Regions from separate parts of the Mus musculus genome. Here region 1 is linked to region 2. The links are chromatin loops, found by intact Hi-C in ENCODE. Cell type or tissue: gastrocnemius. All regions are shown on one strand. Each heading gives the region's core, and the rest is flanking DNA. Links, peaks and the distances in the headings are about the cores only.

The links. Hi-C counts contacts between places; a loop is a spot of excess contacts. Peaks named below come from ENCODE experiments on the same cell type or tissue, not always from the same donor. Only the 100,000 strongest peaks of a DNase experiment are listed, where the experiment ranks them.
Region 1: a loop joins it to region 2, with 2.0 times the contacts of the local background. A loop is called at or near these places in 4 of 42 quality-filtered maps.

The regions. Positions count from the first base shown.
Region 1 is chr2:181,684,023-181,696,123 of GRCm38, reverse strand. It overlaps Tcea2 (transcription elongation factor A (SII), 2), which reads right to left. Exons shown (of 10, transcript NM_009326.3): 4 at 11,591-11,681; 5 at 10,202-10,332; 6 at 9,878-9,934; 7 at 9,372-9,526; 8 at 9,150-9,296; 9 at 8,439-8,510; 10 at 8,057-8,247. The coding sequence ends at 8,239. It overlaps Rgs19 (regulator of G-protein signaling 19), which reads left to right and starts at 2,147. Exons shown (of 6, transcript NM_026446.4): 1 at 2,147-2,245; 2 at 4,529-4,634; 3 at 4,770-4,891; 4 at 6,348-6,422; 5 at 6,513-6,747; 6 at 6,829-7,705. The coding sequence starts at 4,605. The coding sequence ends at 7,017. In gastrocnemius, for the core only: no CTCF peak of the experiment used is centred there; DNase peaks (open chromatin) are centred at 2,155, 2,753 and 6,096; H3K4me3 peaks cover 1,924 bases; H3K27ac peaks cover 1,465 bases.
Region 2 is chr2:181,859,758-181,871,858 of GRCm38, reverse strand. Polr3k (polymerase (RNA) III (DNA directed) polypeptide K) reads right to left here and starts at 7,499. Exons shown (of 3, transcript NM_025901.3): 1 at 7,290-7,499; 2 at 5,826-5,913; 3 at 1,029-3,655. The coding sequence starts at 7,400. The coding sequence ends at 3,528. In gastrocnemius, for the core only: a CTCF peak has its summit at 4,720 (motif pointing right); DNase peaks (open chromatin) are centred at 4,713 and 7,520; H3K4me3 peaks cover 1,943 bases; H3K27ac peaks cover 1,481 bases.

The DNA of each region.
Region 1 (12,101 bases), core at 1,776-9,775, 180 kb after region 2:
CTCCTGCATGGGGGCTCCCACTAGCTCTGCATGAAACAGAGAACAGGAGGGAGGAAGAGATCAAAACTGTGGTCCAGAAGGCTCTTACTTGCTGGTGACCAGTTCCCAGGGCTCTGTTTCCTCAGCTGGTCTTCTCCCGCTGCACATGACCCTTCTCACTCTCTGTCCTGCTGCTGCTCTAGGCCTTGATCCAAGCCCAGACTGCAGCATTCACAAATCAACAGGAGCTCTCAGGAGGAGGGGAGGAGATTTCTGACAGTGGGAAAGACCACAGAAGCAGGGAAATGGTAGGTTTGTACACAGGTATGGACAGGGAAAAGGAGACAGTCTCTTCATCCAGCAAAGATGGTTCCTCTCACACACAGATGTAGATCTCTAATGACCGTCAATTAGACCACATGATAGCCAATGCTGGGCTCCTCTGGCCAAGCTCTAAACCCCAGAATTTTGTCTCTTAGAGATTTGCTAAGTGAAAATTTTCATCTACTTTGTAAAGTCATACCACTGTTTCACCCCTTCTGACCGTGCATTTCTTCCTGAGGGTTACTGGAATATGCCTAAGGTCATTGCAGTCAGTGTCCCACACAGCGAGTAACCCACATAAGCACTTCAGAACAGGGCTGAGAACAAAGACAAAGCACTCCAATGACACAGGAGCGCCACACCAAATGTCAGACCAACTTAAGAGCACCTCTGGATCTGTATACCAGTGAGGGACTAGGTGTACAGAGGCAGCTAGGAAAGCCGGCATAGGATCCCTCTGTCTGAAGGAAATCTTGCAGGAATACAAAACCTGTGCCCCACGCACCATCAGGTGGGGCTTGTGAGGACCTAGGGGCACTGCTCTCAAGCAGAGTTTATTGGGCTCCAGTTCAATTCCCGCTGGCATCGCGTGTTCAGTGCTCCTGCTCTCCTTCCTGGGTTTAGAGGCATTCTCTGTGCTTAGGGAAAGATGCTAATTGTGTGGTAAGCAGATGTAAGGTGGCAGAGAACAGGTAGACAGGCAGGTAAAAGGAATTAAGAGGAAAGCATACTGACTTCTACCCACGGTCATGCCCACACCAAACACTGCAGAATCAGGTTTGGTTTGTGGCCTCCATCAGGTACTCATCCATGTCTACTGGGCCTCCATGTTCTGACCTGTGTCTACCTTAGGAATATTATCTAAACTAAAGTAACTTCCTGTTCAGATGTGCTTAGCCTCTACCTTACTTAGGAAGCCGCCAGCGTGGCAGCCAAAGGGTTCTGTGGTCAACTCATAAAGCCCCCCTCAGAGCCTGGGAGTCTCTCACCCATTGTTCTCTCTTCATCCTGGACCCCTCAGCATCATGGCAACATCCTGTCTCCTCACCTTTCACCCCATCCCTTTCTTGCCTGTCTCCCATTCTAGTCCACTGCAGTCAGTTCAGTTAGTCTGCCTCTGCCCCACTGCCTGAAGAACTCATGTGAAGGATCTCCTTTGCATCCCTGACTTAATATGTATGATGTAGTATGTGAGCATTAACAACTTGTGTGACTGTGTGTCCTGTGCTGGAACCACGAGCCCCAACGGACCACTATGAACACTGGCCCAAAGCATGCTGGGATAATGAACTAACTCAATTTTATACCCAATGACAAAGGATCTGAAGAGTTGACCAAAGAGCAAGGCCATTTGTGGTAAAGGCTATCTTGGAGCAGTTTGAGAGTTCAGAAGGGACTCAACCAGGCCCCAGAAACATTCGGGGTGATTTGATGTAAGAACTTGCTTTACGCTGCAGTCCCTGAACCTCCCTTTCGGGCAAAGTTCGAATGCAGAGTGACAGACTCTTAATGCTACGTTACAGACTAGCCTCAGAAAGGCGAAGAGTCGGACCAGACGGGGCAGTACCACAGGCCAGTCCTTCCCACAGGCCTCTTCTAATCCTGGCGAGCCAAGTAGCACACAGGGCTCAGCTCTGGTGTTCAACATAAAGGTTGGGAAAACCCAGCTAACAAGAATGGAGCGCCGGCTCAATCCACTCTCTGTACGACTCACCCCTCAGGGTCACCATGCCACGCTACCGCGGGACGACACGCCAGCCGCGGGTGGGGCACAGGAGCCGCCGCGGGGCGGGGCACTGCGGGCGAGCAAGCGCTGGGGCTCGAGGAAGTCCCGGCCCCTCTCTTTGGGGAAGTACCGCGGAGGCGCCTGCGCACTGCGCCCCCTCCCCGGCGACCAGCAGGACTTCGGAGCGCGCGGGCGGCGTGACTCGGGGACGCGGCGGTGAGTGCTGCGCCGGACCGTGGACGGGCCCTGGCGATATAGATGCCGGCTCTGTTCCCGGACTTCAGTGACCGGTCCACGTGGATCTAGGTCGCAGTAGGACCAGACCCACCCCTTGCGCGTGGGGGAGGGAGAGCCGCAGCAAGGTTCCCCTTTTTCTTCAGCTCAGAGCGTTGAGAAGTGATTGCTCAAAGGTGGGGGCCGGAAGAACCCAGGTTTCCGCGTCTCCTGCCCGCTAGCTTGGTGGGGAGGGGCCAGACGAGACTCCCGACCTGCCACCTTACCCACCCTTCGAGTTGGGTCCGCTAGCAGTTGGCCCGGTGAGCCATAAGGGTGAATGCTGCATCCTCGGCCCCATCTGAGCGGGGACTCCGTGAGCCTTTCTACCTCGTGCCCGGGAGTACGTCTTGCTGTCTGACTTAAATCCCTACTGCTTTAGAGCACGCCCCTTCGGCAGCCAGGGTGGGGCCCAGTCCGAACCTGGCCCTCCCGCCCCCATCTGCCTTTAGGTCGCTGGTGAGTTGGGCGCCATGGCGAATTCCTTAAGAAAGGGGTGGGGGCGCCAGAGACAGCAAGAGGGACCGTGAAGGGGAGACCAGCCTTCCAGACAACCCCACCTGCAAAAAAGCAGGAACTGGGTGGGGGCCTACCATTCCACAGGTGGGCTTGGGCAGCTGGGTTCGCCATGGTGAGAGGCCGGCCCTGCCATGGAGGTATAGGTAGGACAATGACAGTGTTGGATGGAAGTGAGAACGGATCCGGTCAGTCCTCCTCCCAAAGGTTATGACTTTTTTCCTGGAATTTTTTTGGTCTGGGTGGGCTTGGGCATTCTTTTTGCTTCTGTAGAGCAACACTGACAGCCATTCACCAGAGAGCTTCTATCCCCAGAGACCAGATTTGCTGAATCTGGCCTCTTAGCATAGACTTGGGAGGCCAATACCTGGGAGGCTTGGGGAGGAAAGGAACCCTCCAATAGGCATGTGGAGCAGGACAACCCTGATTCAGACTCTAGGCTCTCCTTGCCCAGAAAGGAGGCAGTAGTGAAGAGCACCCTGGACGACATGGGTGGTCCCAACTGACCTTTGATGGGTGCAAGGAGCTAGAAAAAGGGGCAGGGCACCCAGCGTACAGACCCCATGTCCAGTCGGCTGACTGGAGATGGACCCCATGAGGAATGGTCTCTACAGGGTGACAGGTGAGGGATGATTTTGAACAGCATGGAGACCTCAGGCTACCCCACCCCTTTTCCCTAGAAACTCAACTGCTGGAAAGTACAACCCAAGCTACTTGTGTGTCCTGATTCGCTTGCTTGGAGACTTGAGAACCCACCATCTCAGAAAGCCTCAGGTGGTGAAGCTGCCCAGTATACAGAGATCAGACAGAAAGAGGACTAAAAGGCCTCTTCTGAATGAAGGGCTACAGGAGGGTAAATTTCACTGAGAAAATGTGTGCCCCAGGCTGATGAGAGGAAGGTAGACAAAGCAGAGGCTTAAAGCGTGGATGGCTTCCACCTGGACAGAAGTGGGCACAGGCCGAGGAGAGAGGAAGCATTCAAAACTGCCTCCAAGGTGCTGATTGGATGTTGTCGGGGGAAACTGGAATTTGAATCAGTTTTCAGTAGCCTAAGAGATTCCTAGAACCCCTATGAAGGTATGGTCCAACATCAAGAATGATAAACCATAGGAAATTCCACTGAAGAGCCCAAGGCTCCAGCTAAGCAGTGTATCCTCCTACAATGCCAACACCAGCTTCTGTATCCTAGGGAGATGGATGGAAAGCGGGGTGAGAGTGGGGTGTCTGAGGCAGCTGTTCCCCGAGTACACACCTCTCATCAGTGCACACCCCATTTCTCACACTTCCAGGGGTCTTGTTCTGAGTCCTGGTCAGGGATTCGGTGCTTCAGGCCTAGCACCCTGCAGTCATCTGGGTAGCATCTCTACCCAGCTCCCTAGAGGAAGGGAGTAATCAAAATATCTGATACCCTCCATACCCACTTGTAGCTCCAGTCCCCTTGGGAGGGGCCAGGAGCCGGAAATCAAGAAAGAGGAACCCAAGTTTCCGGCTTCTCAGGGACTGAACAGATAGGGGTGTCTTAGAACCTTCTATGGAAGGCCCGGCTGCAGTAGCCCTGTCTCTGACTAGGGATTCTCCACATGGTGTAAGTAATCAGGCTTGGGGGAGAAGGCTGGGGCAGGACTCTGACCACGCCCTGAGGTGGGTGCACAGGTTATAAGGTGGGCCAGCATCACAGGCCCTCAGTCAGAATTCCAACCTCCTTCTTAGATCTGCCAGGATCCTATGCTGCAGTGAGGGTCCAGAGCTGGCACCACAGAATCTGGGCAACCCCCTCCACTCACCCATGCCCACCCCACATGAGGCTGAGAAACAGGTAGGCACCACCCATTTCTTGGGTTCCTGGACCCCTGGGGCTCAAGATATAACCTTGGGGACACAGGCAGTTGGGCAGAGACAGAGGGCCCAGTGAATTCTAGAGTGGAGGTTGAGACAGCCCTCTCTTCCTCAGCACACAGGGCCAGAGGAGGCAGACAGGCCTCCCTCGATGTCCAGCCATGACGCAGCCCCCTCAGGACCTCCCAGTCGCAATCCCTGCTGCTTATGCTGGTGCTGCTGCTGTAGCTGCTCCTGGTATGTGGACCCTGGGGATACAGATTGCCCTGGGAAGACGTCAGGGTATTTGGGAAGGGGAACATGGCTCGTGGGGAGCAAAGCCAGAGTATGCAGTCCTGGGGGTACATGGTTCATGAAGCACAGAACGGGTATGTAGTCCTGGGAGCAGCTCATATAGAGAAGTACAGAAGCCTGGGTGGCATTTAGGGCTCATTCCTGGTCCCGTTCCCCAGACCTCCAGAGGCATCCAACAAACTACTGAGCCCCTGCCACAGCATCATCCTGCCCAGAGGTTGCTGGGCCTTGTGGGCTGGTGGTAGCACCCAGATCCTCTAGGGTGCTTTGCATGGCTCTTCCATGTATGAATATTTGCCTGAATATGTCTGTGTGCTGCAGACAGACCTGGTGCCTGAAGAGCCAGAAAAAGGTGCCGGGACTGAAATTACAAAGAGTTGAGAGCTAATATGTGGGTCCTGAGAATCCAACCAAGGGCCTAGGGAAGATCAGCCAATGCTCTAAGCGGATCTCTCCAGCCCTCTAACGGGCAGTGTGCTGGGGGCATGTTATACTGCAAGAGCAAGCAAGTGGCAATCATATGGTGTCCATGCACTCACCATATGCCTGCTTATGCCACTGAGAGCTGCCCAGATCCTAGACTGTGTGCAGTAGGGACACATTTGAGAAGAGATTTAGATAAGGGAACAGCTGGCCCTAGGCAGAAAGGTATTTGAGATCTGGGAATGTCTGCTGGCAGGAATACAGAAGATGGTAGAAGTTTGACCATCTTACAGCAATCTGGCCCTGCATAGACAGAGGGACCCAAAGTGGGATCTGTTAAACAGCGAGCCGAGCCACCAGGGCTGTGTATAGGCAAGACACAAGGAATGATGTGAATGGCAGGGCTCGCTGAACGCTTGAGCTGTGTTGTCGCTGAGAGAGAAGCCAGGCCTGGTGGGAACTGAATTCTCTCCATAACTTTGGGAATGAGATATACACTGTGCCTGCTGAGCACAGACTGACAGGGAGAAGCATCCCTTGGAAGCAGGGTTCAGGATCCAGGACCACATGGGTACAGACACCCTGGGGGGGCTCTTACATCAGCCAGAGCCATTGTTGATATTAGGTGTGCAGTCTGGATTTTTCAGTGGCCGCAGGAGTGAGCTGGAACTAGGTTGAAGAGTATGGGTTCTACCTACCCAAAGAAAGGGAGGGGTGCCAGGAGCCTGCAGAGTCTGACTGCTGACCAGGAAAGAGGGGCACATTGGTAACCAGAACAGCAATCTGCATAAGCCACTTCAGTGGGGGCGGTAGTGGGGGATGGGACAAGAGGATGTGAAGAAGGTTCACTCTAGGAGCTTCCTTCCTTGTAACAGACTTACTGGTGCTAGGCACCCACATGCAAAAGCATACATATAGCTCAGTGGTGGGTAGAGAACCCAAATGCAAAAGGTAGAGCCACTTTACTTTGCACTAGGAACCAAGAACGGCAACGAGCTTGGCAGGTTTCTCGGGAAAGCAAGCTGCAACCCCTCCCCAGCTGTGAAGTCTGGTGAGTATGGCCACCATTGTGTAGGCATGCATGTATGTGTACTTGTGTGCATGTCTCAGGCCTGATATGGTCTGGCCCTAATGCCTGCAGCACTCCACCAAGCCCTAAGGAAGTACAGAGCTGGGCACAGTCCTTTGACAAGTTGATGCATAGCCCCACGGGCCGCAGTGTATTCCGGGCATTCCTGCGCACAGAATACAGCGAAGAGAACATGCTCTTCTGGCTGGCTTGTGAGGAGTTGAAAGCAGAGGCCAACCAACATGTGGTGGACGAGAAGGCGCGACTTATCTATGAGGACTACGTGTCCATCCTGTCCCCCAAGGAGGTGGGCCAGATGCAGGGATGAGTGGGGGTGACCTGGGGAGGGCACCGCCCCTCCCCCCTGACCTTGGTGCCTGCCACACAGGTAAGCCTGGACTCCCGTGTGCGAGAAGGCATCAATAGGAAGATGCAAGAGCCATCGCCACACACATTTGATGATGCACAGCTGCAGATCTACACCCTCATGCACCGGGACTCGTACCCTCGATTCCTTACCTCCCCCACCTACCGCTCTCTATTACTCCAGGGGGCCCCACAGTCCTCTGAGGCCTAGGTCATTTGTCACACAGATCTTCTACTCCCATGGGCAGCCTAGGGGCTGGCCCTGTCCAACTTGGCTGGAAATAGACTCAGTCCCAGTGGCAACTGCAGGGTTCTAAGCTGTCCTACCCTGCTCCTACTGCCCAGGAAATGTTCTCATGGAGAACAACACCCTTTAGGCCCACAGGTTTATAGCAGGAGAACTGTTACTCCCTGAGAACCAGATGTAGGACCTCAGAGTCAGACTCATATAAAGAGCCCATTTATATTTTATATATTAATTAACTTTAAAGTTGGAAATATGTCCTTACTGTTTTATCAAAAAAGAGACCTTTCACATTCATGTGTACTCCTCTACATTCCAAAGACATGAAATTGTATTCTGTATTTTTTAAAAACAGAAGCCTCTGTTTATCCCACAACTGGGGTAGGAGGCTGAAGAAAAGGATCACCTACCACACCTACAGTGTGCAGACTCTACAGTGTGCAGACTCTACAGTGTGCCACAGGTACTACTGCAGGCCCTGCTCAAGGTATGACTCTAGGAACCAGCCTCAACTCTACAGTGTGTCAGCATCCAACAAAGGCTTCAGATGCAAGTAAAGATTATGGGAGCAAAGCTGTTGTTATGGTCTTTCCAAAGAAACTAGTCACAGTGTCATCTTAATCTTACTGATCCAATAAAACCAAAGCACCTACTACTTTGTTCTTTCAAGTTGCTAGAAACTTCAGCAATTTGAAGCTAGAACTGACCTCAGCTCAGAGACCATCGTCCCCCATGGGTAAGCAAAGTGAAGGCCACCAGGTCCTTAGGCTGCTATGCCTGGTGAGAATGGGTGAACACTGGGCAAGTTCTTGCACCAGCACACATCCAGCATGGTGGGACATATACAAGCATTAGCAATATTCTAGAATCATATGAACAAGTAATCTCTCCAAACATTAGGGAAGCTCTTATCTATTATACTGCCTCACACCAGCTTAGCTCAAGTGTTGTCTGAGCCCAAGGAGGAGAGATCTACAGCAGTGGAAGGACAGGACCCAGCTGAAGCCTGTGTTTAGCCCATTAGGAGCAAGAAAACATTTAATAATGAGGTAAAGAGGGCAAAAAGTGCACACCAGGTGGGCTGGAACAGGGCGTGCCACCTTCAGGGTATCTCCAGAGAAGCTGTGTCCACCAAGAACATTGCAGGAAGGACAGTGTTAGCCATGGCCAGGGTTACGTCAGAAGGGCTCAGCAGAACTGAAGGAAGGCAGAGAAATGTCTGGCCAAAGCCCCACATGACCCGCTGGGGCAGAAATAGGATAGGCTCCATCCCAGACTCCCAAGTGGCTAGCCGGGTATAGTGCACCACCACCACCCCTGTTCCTACTTCAGGCCCAATATGCATTGAGACAGGACTGGGGGCAAGCATTCTGGGCCCACCCACCTACCTTCCATCGATTCCCACACTCGTTGCAGACAACATAGGTAGTCATGGGCTCATCGGAGCTACGGGTCTGCACCTGTATAGGGTGGGTGGCCAAATCCCTGGCTTTGCTGCCCTGATCTGGGCAGTACTGGTCTTATACCCCCTGATTTCTATTGATGATTTGAAATTGCCCAGTGACCTACATCAACCTTCTAGAACTAGACCTATGGAGGAGGTGGATTATCATAACAGAGGCTTCTGTGGCCCTGAACAATTGTGCTCAGTAGAACTGTCTAGAATGTTGGATAAGTGCAGGATTCCCAACAGGAGGGTCTATAAAGTAAAAGGATCAGCAGATATGCCAGTGGCCTTGGCTATATTGGAAACCCAACAGCAAATATTATCCCACAGGGCCTGAGCTGCTCTATCCATCAGGTCCAGCCCTCTGCAGCCTACTGCAGATGATGGCAGTTTCCACAAACCCTAGAGTTGTCTACCAGAGAGATCATCTTAATTTAGTCCCTTCTTCCCAAGCCCCCTTAGAGTCCATATAGCCTTCCCACCTTCCACCTCCGTAGCAGGATCTGAAGGTCCCACAGCTGCTGACAAGCAGCATATTATACTCCAATCCCTACATGCTGGGCATGGCCAAGCCACCTAGCCTTTGCACAGAGCCTCAGACCAAAAGTAGGGACATAGGTGGTATCCAAGAAGAGGATGAGCGGCCCCCAACCTGCGTGTAGGTGCAGTTCTTCTTCCTGCACTTGTTGCAGGTGAACAGGTCAGTCTGTGTGCCACCTGTACGGGCCATCTGGTGCTCACGGATGGCCTCCTTAGTCATGGCCTTGCGAATCTCCTTCAGCTCGTCACTGGCCATCTCCTGATAAAAAGGGCAAAGTTTTCAGCCGACAGCTCTGCAGAAGCAGTCTGCCCCAGCCCTTCCAGTGGCACTCACCTCTGATGTCATCACAGCTATCTGCTGGGGTGTAATGGCACCACACAACACATTCCGCCGTAGACCAGGGTTCTTGGCATCTTTCAGGTTAGAGATTCGGCTCCGCACCCGATTCTTGTACTTCATGTCAGTATTTCCCACGTCCAGGAAGATGCGTGCAGGTGTTTAAGGACCCACCTGAGGTTTCTGAGCTCCTCCCCCTCCTGGGAGTCATATGGGGAATGTTCTTCCCAGGCTCATGGAGATGAATCTACCCACTCAAGACCTGTGGGGGACCCAAGGGCCTGTGGTGCTCTGCCTTCTCTAGGCCCATTCCTGTTTGAGACCCAGATCTATCTAATAGGTAGTCATAGCCCATTTATGGTCCAGGAAAGGTCAAGGGACCACCCAGAAAGGGTACTGGGTAGCCTACCAGTTGTGTTCAATAGCTACAGAAGACGTACAACTCAGTGGACTGTAGACTCTATCAGAAGCCCTTGACCCTATATACCCTGTACAAAGGATATACTCCTCGATCTGAGATGACAGATGCTCACAGTTCACACCAACGGCCACGTGGTCGTCTGTAAGAGGGAACCCTTACTTGTTTCCCCCACTGTCTTTTTCCATCTGCCACCCCTCTGTTTACACAGAGCCCTAGAAGCTAAATAGGACACTTGCATTCCTGGGAGACAGTTCCCAAGACACAGATGTTGTGGTGACCCCAAAAACTTTAGCCTCTTTGCTAGGTCACCATGAGCTAAAAAGAAAAGCTGCCTCTCCAGCAGCTCTGAGGCAGGCAGAGGCCCAGACCACCTCATGGGTCAAAATCCAGATCTTGTAACACTCACGGTCAGTTTGCAGGGCCAAAGTCAGCATCTCTCGGCATTTGTTTCGTACAGCATCACAGGTGATGGGCACTTGGGGAAATGTAGTGATCCTTGGAGTGGATGGGGTCCTAGGTGGATCTGGCTTCTTGCAGCTAAAGAGACAAAGCCTGCTGGACTCAGATTGAACCTGCTGTGCTCAGTTGCACATCTCCAGTAGCTGATGATACTTCGGGGTGGTCCCCTGACCTTTCCTAGGCCACAGGTGATCCCCAGAAAAGCAAATGTAGATACCATGCTGACCTCCGAAGTCTATTTGCTCTATCCTGACAGACCTCTAACTAGGCTAAATGACTTTATCTATCCCTAGTTCAGCCTAGAATGCCTGTGTGTTATGTCTCATCAGAGTAGAGCATTGGCCAGAAGGTCTACAGTGAGTACAGATCACTCCCTAAGTGGATGCCAGCTCCTCCACAGTCAGTGTCTGAGCAACACTCCATGCTCAAAATGGGATGAGATATTCTTGCTACCTCCAGAGTGCTTCCTAAGAGGCCCAAGACATGGGCCATGCTGTGAATCTCTCTCTACTAATGGCAGAACTAGGCAGATAAATCTAGTTGCCGGGAGTAAAGATGAGGTGGGAGGTCACCCAAAGTCAAGGCTTAAACTGTCACAGGTGGCCCCACTCAACACAAATGAAATTGGGCAAGATTTCCTCACATCTGGGCCTAACACAAGACTTGCCCAAAATTAATGCTGTGCCTACCAGACTCTTTCCTCACACCACCTCTGGAAATCAGCAGCATCAGGTGACTTTCTGAAGCAAAATCAACTATACTATTGAGGTCAGGATATAACATATCAGGAATGCTACACTAGAGTCCAGAGCTTAGCCTGTCATGGCCTCAGCCCAGGCTAAAGTAGTCTCTCATCTATAGTCTGTTACTACTAGTGCTCCTAGTCTCCATGGTAACTGGGCTGTCCTGACTACCTTTAAAGCAATGGTGTTGCCACCGAAATGTGGAGATAAGAGCTGTGCACACCTCTAGCTCCAGATAGCATTTGCATAAAGGGACCCATTCACCAGTCCTGATGAGTAGCACAAAGATAGGATTTGAGGAAGTAGGCAAAGGGCTCTGGGGCTGGGCCAGCTCTGTTGGATAGGAGCTACTTAATGAAGGTCTCAGTGATGCCAGTGACAGGCAGACACAGCCAGACATCTCAGATGGGCATGAAGAAAACTAAACAGTGGGACAGTATCCAACATGAAGCTGACAAACCTTGTAAAACTCACCCTGGAGAGGGACCTTCCCTCAGGGCAGTAACCAGGCAAATGCACACCAGCCTCCTCTTCCCACTGAGGAAACTGAGTCAAGAGGCATAAATGTATGTACCTGCCTTCAGGTATGCTACCTGAGATCCGTAGTCCTTGAGGCATCCTTTGATGATGATGTAGGCAAAGGTGTGCCCCTCCCTTGATTCCTGGATTTGCCATCAGAAACATCTGCCATTATCAGAAAACAGATGGTGTAGACTGGTCAGGAGCAGGCAGCCAGGTGAGGGCCCAGCCTCAGCCTGGCCATTATCCTTTTTGCTTAAAGCTACTTGACAGGCAAGGTGCCAGGAGGCTACCGGACCTTCCTACTGGTCCCCAGCAAGTCCACCAGCCTCTTTAGGACACCCCCCCCCCCAACAAGCTGCTGTAGGACTCATCAAGGCCCAACCGTGCCAAAAGACAAGCATATGCCTCACACAAGGCTCCTTCTGAAAACATGGGCAGAAACCTTGCCCAAAGCCTGAACTAGGGACCAGGGGACCAGGGCATGTGACTGTAAAGAGAAACAGGCTCTGGGTTGTCTCATAGAAGTAGACTGAACGCAGAAGACTACCTTCCTAATCAATAGAACCATCTCTGCAGCCTAGT
Region 2 (12,101 bases), core at 1,344-9,343:
GTTATTAGCTTTGAGATATTTCACCATGATTTTTTTATTAAATTGTTTTGAGAATTTTATATGTGAATACTATATTTATCTCATTCTCATTCCTCCCTTTCCCCCAAACTCCTCCTACTTACTCAAATTCACACCATCTTTTTTGCTTTCATTTCTTCTCTCTAACCCTAACACTAAACCCCCAACCCTAAACCATAACAGCAAACTCAACCCTAACCCTAACAACCCTAATAATTAACCCAACTATTAACCTTAACCCTAACCTCCTAGCCCCCTAACAATACCCTAACACCCTAAAAACACCCTAACACCCTAACCCTAATCCCCCAACCCTAACCCCCTAGCCCCAAACCCTAACAACCCTAACACTAACAACCTTAACCCTAACCCCCTAGCCCTACCTTATCCCCTAACCTCAAACCCTAACCCCCTAGCCCTACCCTAATCCCCTAACCCTAATCCCTAACCTCAAACCCTAACCCCCTAGCCCCAAACCCCTAACCCTAACCCAAAACCTAACCCTAACCCCCTAACCCCAAACCCTAACAACCCTAACCCTAACCCCCTAGCCCTACCCTAACCCCCTAACCTCAAACCCTAACCCCTAGCCCTAACCCTAAACCCTAACCTAACCCTTACCCCTTAACCCTAACCCATAGCCCTAGCCCTAAACCCTAACAACCCTAACGCTTACCCTACCCCCAACCCTAAAACCCTAACTTTAAACCCGAACCCTAACCCCCCTAACCCTAAACCCTAAAACCCTAACCCCAACCCTAACTCCCTAACCCCCCTAACTCTAACCCTAACCCTTAATTTTAACCCTTAAGATAGGAAAAGAACTCAGGGTAGGGTTGGGAAGATGAAATATGTGGGTAAAAGGCTCGGTATCGCAAACCTGTTTGATACCCAGAACCCACAAAAAGAAATGCAGATAACCAACTCCACAAAGTTGTCCTCTGATCTATGCATGAGTGTCGTGACATGTACTCATCACTACCCACTACCACACTTATATGCACTAATAATTTTTTAAAAGATTAATTTAATGTGTATGAGTACACCGTTGCTGTCTTCAGACACACCAGAAGAGGGCATCGGATCCCATTACAGATGGTTGTGAGCAATTGTGTGGCTGCTGTGAACTGAACTAACCCTAACTCTAGAAGAGCAGCCAGTGCTCTTATACCACTGAGCCATCTCTCTAGTCCAATAATAAGTTTTAACACATGACCTTTGAGTTTAACTTTTCCCAGCTGTAAGTCTATAACTCACAAAGATAGTTTCTTTGTTGACAGTCAAAACTTAAACCTTAACTCCCTTGTAACGTGATATATTAAGAACTGTTTGAATCCTTGTTATCTACAGAATCACTCTGTGATCTGAAAATAGGGGTGGGGGTGGAGTATTACTGAACAATCCTCTTAAAAGGCCACCCAAATCATAAACATGGCTATTTTTAGGATACTTGACCCAATTATTGTGAAATTCTTTTCTGAGGCCTAATCCTGTTGTGGGAAATATTAAAAAGAACGGCAAGTTCCCGAAAGGGGTGTTCTTATCTCAGCAGACTCCACCTGACTCGCCAAGTTCTCTTGGGGGGTTGTTGCCACACCAGCCCATGCAATGACCACCTACCTCCAGTTAGCTGTCACAATTCCTAGTAACACAGTAAAATCAAAACTCTAGAAGCTTATAATTAGTCAGATTTATATATCAATAAATTCTCAATTCACAAGATACCCACACAATAATTTCAGAGTCAATCGATGATACAAGCTGCCCACCTAGATTAGACAAGTTATCCCAATTATTCTATCCCTATACTACAGCTACCTGTGGCTATTTAAAGCCACGCAGAATCTGAATTGTCCTGTTTGTCCTCCATTTTCTTCCTCCTCTTCTCCTCTGTGGCTCCCTATCTCTACAACTCTGTCCAATCACAGGCTTCTTATTGTATTAATAATTAAATTAATTGGACAGGGAAAATCCTGCTACATAATCAAAATACCAGCTTTGCTGAGAAAAGTTTACTGAACGAACTGAGATTGACGCAGGCAGAAGCATGGGGCTTTATCTTCCCTTCCTATACTGTACCATCTTCTACTCCCACCAGCAAGGTGAGAATGTCCTAACCCTCACCAACAGTAAACATCCTCATTCTTCCACACACCTCTGCCATCCAGTACAAGAACTGAGGCCAGAGCTTGGCATATACAAGTGCTTTAATACTCAATACACCTCATTCAAAGAAGACTTCGTGGCTCTACTTTGTAACGGAGTTATTTAAAGGAGATAAGCAACAAAGTTCCAAAGGCTTGAAAGCAACCAGAGATCAAAAATTTCAAAGTCAGCTTTGGTTTATGAATTATTCATCTATATCACTATTTAAGGATTTTGAAAACATCAGATACTCATGGGAGGAATCTGTTATTTTAGATTTCCTTACTAGCTACATTTCTTATCATGTGTAGAACTGTCCAGTTACACAGAACAGACCAGGACTTCCCACATACAAATATGTCCACCTTACAGAGCAATACCATTAGTGGTTTCAACAAATATGCAACTTTTCTGTTACTCTTGTTTGTTAGAGGAATTCGTGCTTGTGAGCTCTCTGAGATACTCTCAGACACTCTCATCTGAAGTTGGTCCATATATAAGCTCATTCTTCACATAGCCTTAATATGTAACTTTTCTAAATTTATTGAGGTTAAAATAGATTTTTGGATGGGGTTCAAATGGGGCACAAGCTCTACTGTAGACCTTTCTCCAAATCAGGTAATAGAAAATGGTTTTGGTTACTTTTTAAAATTCCTATCAAAATCATCCAGAAAGTCCAACTCACAGAATAGTTTTGTTTAGTTATTAATCATACAAGATGAATCGAGTAATTCCAGACTTTTAAAGTGATTTTTCAGTATCTTTATAAGTATTTTTCATAATTTCTCTAGAAAGAAAAAAAGGGCTAGAGATATAGCTCAGTTGGTAGAATGCTTATCTAGCATGCATGAGGCTTAGAGTTTAATCCCCAGAACTGCATAAAATGAAAATAGTTCACATGCCTATAACCCTAACACTTTTCCAACAAGAGGCAAAAAGATTAGAAGGTTCAAGGTTATCATTGGTGGTCATGGCACACACTTTTAACCCCAGCACTCTGGAGGCAGAGGAAGGTGGATCACTGAGTTCAAGGTTGACTTGTCTACATAACAAGGACAGCAAGGACTACACAGAGAAAACCTGTCTTGAAAAACTAAATAATAATAATAATTTTTATTTTTACTGACTATAAACCAAGTTCCTAGTTTGAATGGTAAGGAACAGGACCTGAACCCAAGTGAGCATCCTTATGTGTATCTCCCAAGGACCTGACGGCCCCTATACATCAAGGACTTTATCTGTTAACTTGCAGATGAGTTATATTTCACCCTGATCCTTCACCACAGAAAAGTCAGCTTACTATCATATAGCAAAGACCTTCAGTACACACAAAATTCATGCTTGCAGCTGGGCAAGTCCTGCCCTTAATCCCTCCAGCGATGTCCACACTGAGCATTGCAGCACTTATAGAAGGTGGTCATTGGCTCGTCTGCAGAACGCGTCTGAAGCTGCATGAAGTAGGCACGGGGATGTTCGCATTTTGGACATGGCTCTGACAAACAGAAAAGCAAGTTATCCACATTACAAAAACATTAAGTGTGGGTAAACATCTCATCTCCATGCTCAGCTAGACTCCCTTATGGTCTCCCTTACTCCAGCTAATGGTGAGTTTGCCAATAGCAACATCCTTCCCACAGCACATCAATAATAAGGAGACTAGAGAGACCTTGTTTTATAAAAGCAACAAAAGCCTTGAAATTTGAAAATGAGTAGATGTTTAAAGGTTTTTTTTTTGAAACCCCCTCCCCTTCTATCCCTGGGTTTCACTTCCCTTCTCAAATCTGGTTGAAGAATGGCTGGAAAAGCATGGGAAGGGTCTATTATAGTCTGTTTGTGGGAATGTAACAGAAATACACACCCACTGAGGTAGCACACAGCTATAATCTAGCACGTGGGAAACTGAAATAAGAGGCTTGCTATAAAGCCAGCCTGGAATACATAGGGAATTCTACCTTAAAGATAAACAGATTAAAAACAAACAAACAAAAATTTTAAGCCTCTACTAATTCTCAACTTCCAGGGCTTTTGTTGCTTTTATAAAACAGGTTCTTGAGGAAGGCCTCAAAGTCACTATGTAGCTAAGATAAAATTGAACTCCTGATTTTCCTGTGTCCATCTCTCAGTTGCACTACCACACCTAGCTAATGATAACTGTTAACATAGAAGATCTGTATATTCCTCTATAGAGGAATCACGCACTGCTACTCCTTCTAAAACAGCTACTATTTAAGGTCATCTTCTTTCATTCCATTATCACATTTAAGTCTATCAGACATAAATCAAGATGTAAACATTACTTTTTAATACCCCCAGTTGCACCGGGCATGGTGGCGCACGCCTTTAATCCCAGCACTCAGGAGGCAGAGGCAGGCGGATTTCTGAGTTCGAGGCTAGCCTGGTCTACACAGTGAGTTCCAGGACAACCAAAGCCATACAGAGAAACTCTGTCTCGAATTTCCTCCTCCCCCCCTTTTAATTTTTTTAACATTATTTTATGTGCATGTTTTGCCTTCAGGTATTCCGTGAATCATGTTCATGCAGTACCCTTGGATGCCAGTAGAGGGCATGAGATCACCTGAAACTACAAGTACAGAAGGTCTGAGCTGCTATGGAAGTTGGGAAGGAAATCCAACTTAACCACTGAAATCCTACCCAACTATTTCTTGGTTGACAGACTGACTGAGGCAGGGTCTCATGAAGCCCAGATAAGCACTGAGCCTTCTGCCTATACCCGGAGAGCACCAGAATTATAAGCTTGAGCAACCATGCTTCACCCCTAGTTACAATTTTTTTTTAATTCATATAATAAAAAATAAAATGAAAATAAAAGACCAGGGCTGATCATTTTTTCAGTGTTGGTATTTGAAAATACATACAACATAACTCTCGAGAAGCCTACACCTGCTAGAGCATGGATCTCTCTTTCCCTCTCAACAGCTATGTTTACATCAATGTTGAAACTTTTTTGTAATGAACTCCAATTTTGCTTCAAGAAGAGAATATGCACCAGATTTATTTTTAATTATACTTTTCCATATCTGACTTGAGAGTCTAAATGAAACAACAGTTCAGGTATCCGTATGGTAACTTTCCTTTAAAGAATACTTGAAAGAATCTACTTTAAAAAACATTTAATACAGCCAGGTGGTGGTGGCATATGCTTTTAATACCAACATACGGGAGGCAGACAGGTAGATCTCTGAATTTGAGGCCAGCACAGTCTACAGAGCAAGTTCCAGGACACCCAGACTACACAGAGAAACCATGTCTCAAAAAACAAAATCAAACAGCAACAAAAATGTAAAACCTTGTTTAGAGTTAGTGACAAACACTAGCTATTTGTCATTACTTTGTTATTTACATCTTCTTAAATTCTTTTACACTTACACGTACGTACGTGTGTGTGTGTGTGTGTGTGTGTGTGTGTGGTGGATGGTACAGAGTCACAAAAAAAAAGTTTCCATCAGTCAGCTCTCTTCTACTCTCTGGGCTCCAAGAATCTAACAGGTTTGGCAACAAGTGCTTTTACCTGCTGAGCCATCTCACTGGCCCTAATAACAGACAGGGTTACATTATAATAATAAATTTATTATTATTAAATATAATAACGAGTAATAATAAGCAGGGTTGAGTCCCTAGCTCTGTTATGGGAAAATCCTCACCTGCAGTAGAGTCCACATTCTCCCATGCAGCTGCTCCACCAAGCACGTCGTCCACTTCTTTTAGCTTTGGATACTTTCGGTTTGTTACCTAATAGAAACAAGACATCAGATTTGAAGTAATTGTACAGTTTTACAAGTGGGCCACCAAACTACAATCTCCCTCCAGCATTCCCTCTACAAAATTTATCTTCTTCAAAGAGCAGTGTGAGTCACTGAAATGTAGGGGTCTTGTGACTGGGATGTCCCCCAAAACAGCACAGAGGTTCAATGTCAAAGGTCTCTAGAAACAGAAGGAAACACCAGACAGAGCAGGAAGAAAAATCAGCCTAGTAAAACCTCACTCTTCTCTCATACCCCTCAGACACCTAATAATCCAACAGGAGTGACAGACATTTAACTGGGTATACCAGCACTCCCCAGGTCATTTTGGCTGCTTTCCTAAGTTTATCAGGCATCCTTCTAATTTCGAAATTATGTCACAACTCATCTTACCACAAATCCAGACTCTAAACTCCTACCATACAGCTCTAATGAGCAAACATTAAGAATGAGATGTCACCAAGGCCCAGTGGTGCACACCTGCAGTCACTGAGGTAAGGAGGAACAAAACAAGAGTTGAAGGGTACACAAAACACCAAGGGCTAGAAATACAGCTTTCTGGGCTCCAACACAAGCACCACACACACAAAATAGCAACAAGGATATAAAATATTAGAAGGCAATGCATTCTGTGAAAAATATAAAAGGAATGTGGATAAACTGAAAGTGCTGGGGTTTGGTTTGTTTCCTGTGCCTGTGCGTGCGTGTGTGTGCGTGTCTATGTGCTATGCAGCCCAGGTGAGCCTTGAACCTATTCTCCTGCCGCAGCCTCTCCAAGTGCTAAAATTATAGACATGCACAAACAGCCAGAAGGGCAGGAATCTAAATAAGGTAGCCATTATTTTAAAAGAGGAGAGGGAGAGAGAAAGGAAGAGGGAAACAGAGACGCATACATGCACACATACACGGGGGTAGGGGGTAAGGCGGAGAATGAATAAGTGTGATATGTGCCTGTGTAAGAATGACTCGGGCAAAAGGAAGGACCTAACAGTACTGCGTACATGGTGAAGATTCTCTAGAATAACGACAGGGGCTGGGAGCAAAAGAGCCACAAGAAGAACCCAAGGATTTCAAATCAGAGGCGAGGCGCGGACTGGTACGCCAAGGACAGCACGAGGGGAGTGTAGGTTTAAAAGGTATGAACTAAAATTCTCACAATTTTCGGAGTATCACAAAGTGGGCAACGGAGAGCTAGAGGGGGGTGGGGGGGCTTCGACGTGGCCGGAGCGACGCCACTGGAGCAGCGACTGCTGGACTTGGGGTACCACCGCAGCGAGAGCACAAAAGCCTGCAGGAAGGTCTGAGCGCGCCGACGCTTGCTGTGCCTCCCAGAAAGCAGAGAAGGCACCCGTCTGTGGAACTTACCTTACGGGTGATATTATGGACGTAGGGGCAAGTGTTGCAGGCGAAGCGATGGCAACGCTGCCCCTCCTCCACAATGAGTCCGTTCCCGCAGCCCGGGCAGAACAACAGCATACTGCCAGCTTCCACACCTCGCTTCTGTCTGGCGCTTCCGTGGTGCAGGCGCCCAATCAAAAGCCGTCTCACTTGCTCCGTAACTGGCAACCCGGGATCCTCAAGACGTTCCCAGTAGGCACTGCGGCGGGCAGCCTCGCACACTCCATTGGTCACCGCAGATAATCCTTTCCCATCCAGCCAATAGCATGCTGCCTGCACGCCCAGCCCTGTCGTTTCTGCGCGTGTGCACACGTCTCCCTAGCTGAAACGCCAAGAGGACTGGACCGATAATGCTGGCACCACCAGAGTACCCAGGTGAGAGGTTCTGGGTGATGAGGAGACACTTGCCGCACTCCGAGCCATGGACGTGTTACAGGAGGATCATGCTGCTCCGCAATATTCTCATCCGGAACGGACAGAAAATAACCAAATGTCCCAGGAACACTGTCCCCATTGTTAATACTACGTCTCAACTGCTGTCTGACTGACGTACGATATCCTATCTGGACCTGCCATTCCTCCATCTGGCCATTTCTTCACCTAGTTTCATTCTGCCCTTTCACTTACACAGCTAGACTCAACCCTGCAGGTAACAAATACCAGCAGCTCCTTTTCACAGACGTCCAGCTGACTCTTTTATCTCATTTCCTATAGACATTTATATTTCCCAGCTCTGGCTTCTCAGATTTCTTTGAAACTCCTTGCCTCTTTAATCCTCTGCAGTCATTCTGCAACATGCACATGTATGTGTGTGTTGTTTTCTGTTTGCTTTAACTATACACAAACTAAATATCCAGGGAGAGGAACCCCAATTGTGAAAATGTCACCATAAATTGACCAGTAAATAAGTCTCTGGGGGCATTTTCTTGAGTTAAAATTGGTAGGAGAGGGTCTAGCCCATTGGGGGCGGTGTCACCACCAAGCCAGTGGTCCTGGGTGATATAAGAAAGCAGAATGATGGGGCTGAAGAGATAGTTCAGCTGTTGCTTGTTCTTATAGTGAACACTGGTTTAATTCCCAGCACCAATATGGTAGCTCACAAACGTCCATAACCTCCAGTTCCTGAGAATCCAATGCCCTCTTCTGACCTCCGTAGGCACCAAGCACGTCTTTGGTGCACGAACAAGCATTCAAAAAAAAAAAAAAACAAACAAACAAAAACCCTCATACACTTAAGTAAGTCTAAGAACAAAATGGAGAGAGAGAAAAAAGCAATCTGAGAATCTGAGTAAATCATGAGGAGCAAACCAGTAAGCAGCATCCCACCATGGTAATGGCTTCTGTTTCTGCAGCAAGTTCCTGCATTGACTCCCCTAAACAATGGACTCTTGACATGTAAGCCAAATATTTATGGCTAGTTTTGTGTCAACCTGACACAGCTGGAGTTATCACAGAAAAAGGAGCTTCAGTTGGGGAAATGCCTCCATGAGATCCAACTGTAAGGCATTTTCTCAATTAGTGATCAAGGGGGAAAGGCCCCTTGTGGGTGGGACCATCTCTGGGCTGGTAGTCTTGGTTCTATAAGAGAGCAGGCTGAGCAAGCCAGGGGAAGCAAGCCAGTAAAGAGCATCCCTCCATGGCTTCTGCATCAGCTCCTGCTTCCTGACCTGCTTGAGTTCCAGTCCTGACTTCCTTGGTGATGAACGGCAGTGTGGAAATGTAAGGCAAATAAACCCTTTCCTCCCCAATTTGCTTCTTGGTCATGATGTTTGTGCAGGAATAGAAACCCTGACTAAGGCAAATTGGTACCAGCAGAGTGGGGTATTCCTGTGACAGCCTGACCATGTTTTGGGGAGGACTGTGGAAGGACTTTGGAACTTTGGGCTAGAAGATTCACTCAGTGTTAAGAGCTCTGTCAGATGTTGTGTAGGAGCTTGGAAGATAATGTTGAGAACAGTGCAGAAGATGGAGGCCTGGCTTGTGAAATTTCAGAGGGAAAATTAAAGACTCTTCAGAGCCATTGCTATTTTGGAGTTTGATTATTCTGTGGTTCTGGTTAGCTGGAGCTGAAGAATCAGCTGTGATTAACAAGATACCAGAACTACTAAAGCAAAATCTTTGCATTACTGGCACTATTGATGCTGGTTAGCTGGAGCTAAGAAATTAGCAGTGATTAAGAAGAGACCAGCATCGTTGAGGTGACATCTTCTGGGAAGTGTTTTCTGAAAGCACAAAGAAGTTGTGTTCCAGAGATAACCAAGGTTGTACTCCTGCTGCAGTGGGACTTGGTAATGTGTAAGGGTCACCCAGGTGGTACTGGTTTTGAAGGCATGAAGGGGTCACGCAGAGCAGCTGAGGCTCGGCACTGTGAGAGGCCATGGAAGGCCATTGGTGAAGGTGCAGCCTCAGTTGCAATTGACAGCCCAGGACTGAAGGGGTCATGCAGTGTTTTGGAGATGCCAGTACCATGAGATGACCACCAAGAGCAGCAGCAGTGGAGTACAGGCATCTGGAGCCTAGAGGATGACGTGTGTGCTACAAAGGGCATAGCTGAAGAAGTGGCCCAAGCCCTTGGAGGAGCCCAGAAGATCGTGAGTTGGATCCCAGACATTGGATGGTTGGAGATTGATTTTTGCTTTTGATTGTGACTGTGCCCTGATATTTTCCCTCTTTAAGGAAGGAAATATTTTAGTGGATCCCACAGTTAAGAGACTTTTAATTGTAAAAAGACTTTGGACTTTAAAAGATATTGGACATTTTAAAGGGATTGACTTTTAATATGTAAAGACTGTGGGACTTTTAAAGTTGTTTAGATCTTGGGGATGAATAAGAAACTAAGGGTTGAGGCTTACTAGTGATGTGTTTGTGTATCAAGTTGACAAGGGGTCAATTGTACTGGCTAGTTTTGTGTTAACTTGACACAGCTGGAGTTATCACAGAAAAAGGAGCTTCAGTTGAGGAAATGCCTCCATGAGATCCAACTGTAAGGCATTTTCTCAATTAGTGATCAAGGGGGAAAGGCCCCTTGTGGGTGGGACCATCTCTGGGCTGGTAGTCTTGGTTCTATAAGAGAGCAGGCTGAGCAAGCCAGGGGAAGCAAGCCAGTAAGAAACATCCCTCCATGGCCTCTGCATCAGCTCCTGCTTCCTGACCTGCTTGAGTTCCAGTCCTGACTTCCTTGGTGATGAACAGCAGTATGGAAGTGTAAGCAGAATAAACCCTTTCCTCCCCAAACTGCTTCTTGGTCATGATGTTTGTGCAGGAATAGAAACCCTGACTAAAGAAGTGTTTTATCATAGCAATAGAAACCTAATTAAGACAGGTATATTTACTGTGTGCTGTGTAGTGTGAGATTTGATAATAAATTCATAAAAAAAAGAAAAAACTTCATTCCAGCCAATATTACAGAGTAAAGCAGGAATACTTTACAGTTGATTTCATTGAAACTGCTATATCGGGGGCTGGCAACATGGCTCAGCGGTTAAGAGCACTGACTGCTCTTCCGAAGGTCCTGAGTTGAAATTCCAGCAACCATATGGTGGCTCACAACCACCTGTAATGAGATCTGATGCCCTCTTCTAGGGTGTCTGTCTGAAAACAGCTACAATGTACTTACATATATTAAATAAATAAATCTTTAAAAAAAAGAAACTGCTATATCTTGTGACTTTCATGTTATTAATTAAACCCTGACATTGTAAAGACACAAATATATTTGTCCATTTCTGACATAGCACACTCAATGCAATAAGCCATTTTACTAGGTGTGTATGAAATATATTGTCAGCCTTAAATATATATAATAAAAAGGTTAAAATTTACAACTAATTTATTAATTTTTTGAGGTTTTATTTTGCCTGCATGTATGTCTGCACCACATGCATGTAGTGCCAGCAGTGGTCAGCCAAGGACATCGGATACCCTGTGACTGGAGTTATGGACAGTTATGAACTACCCTGAAATTGGTGGAAATAGAACCCAGGTCCTCAGGAAAAGCAGACAGTATTTTTAATAACTGAGCCGTTCCTCCAGTCCCCTAATTTATTTTAATAAAGATAACTCTGAATGCAAAAAAACCTTGGATAGTTAAGTGTCTCTGCCTATTCCTAACACAATCTAGACTACATTCTATTGGCATGCATGTTGGAGCTGGGAAACAAAATATCACTAGACATGGCTGCATATGTTCTCTCATCAGCCCAAAGGTAAGCTCCAAGTCACACTCTCTAGGACACACAAAAAAGTGTCCCTCAGATTGACAGGTTGGAAACTGACATGGGCATAATGGCTTTCCATGAACATGGAGTGGGAGCTGTCATGAACTGTGAATGTAACTTTTATTCTCCTGTATTGTCGTCTCAGAGGCTTACTGCCCATCTGCTAATCTAGGCCTAGTCTTGGAAGCTTCTACCCTCTGTACAATCTAATTTAGGCCTAGAAGGTTTTCAGCTTCTGAGACTTACTGCTGAATAAGCTCACCTTTCTAATTCTGAGCTCTGATTGGCTGGTTCAACTCAGCTGTTTTGGCTCAAACTGCTCTCCAAGCTGACTGATTCAACCTGGCTTTTCTCAGTCTCTCCTCAATTGCTCTGCTTGGCCTCCTACTAACTTTGACAATATGTTCTAATCTTCTGGTACATTCTGTCTTTATCTGTGTTTTTCTCTTCACAACCTGTCTCTGTAAAAACTGTCACAGGAAAACTGCCTCCTTCCTTCTCTCTCTTCTCATGAGAGTTAGGTATATCATAGTCTGTAAAAATCTTCCTCCAATTAGTCACT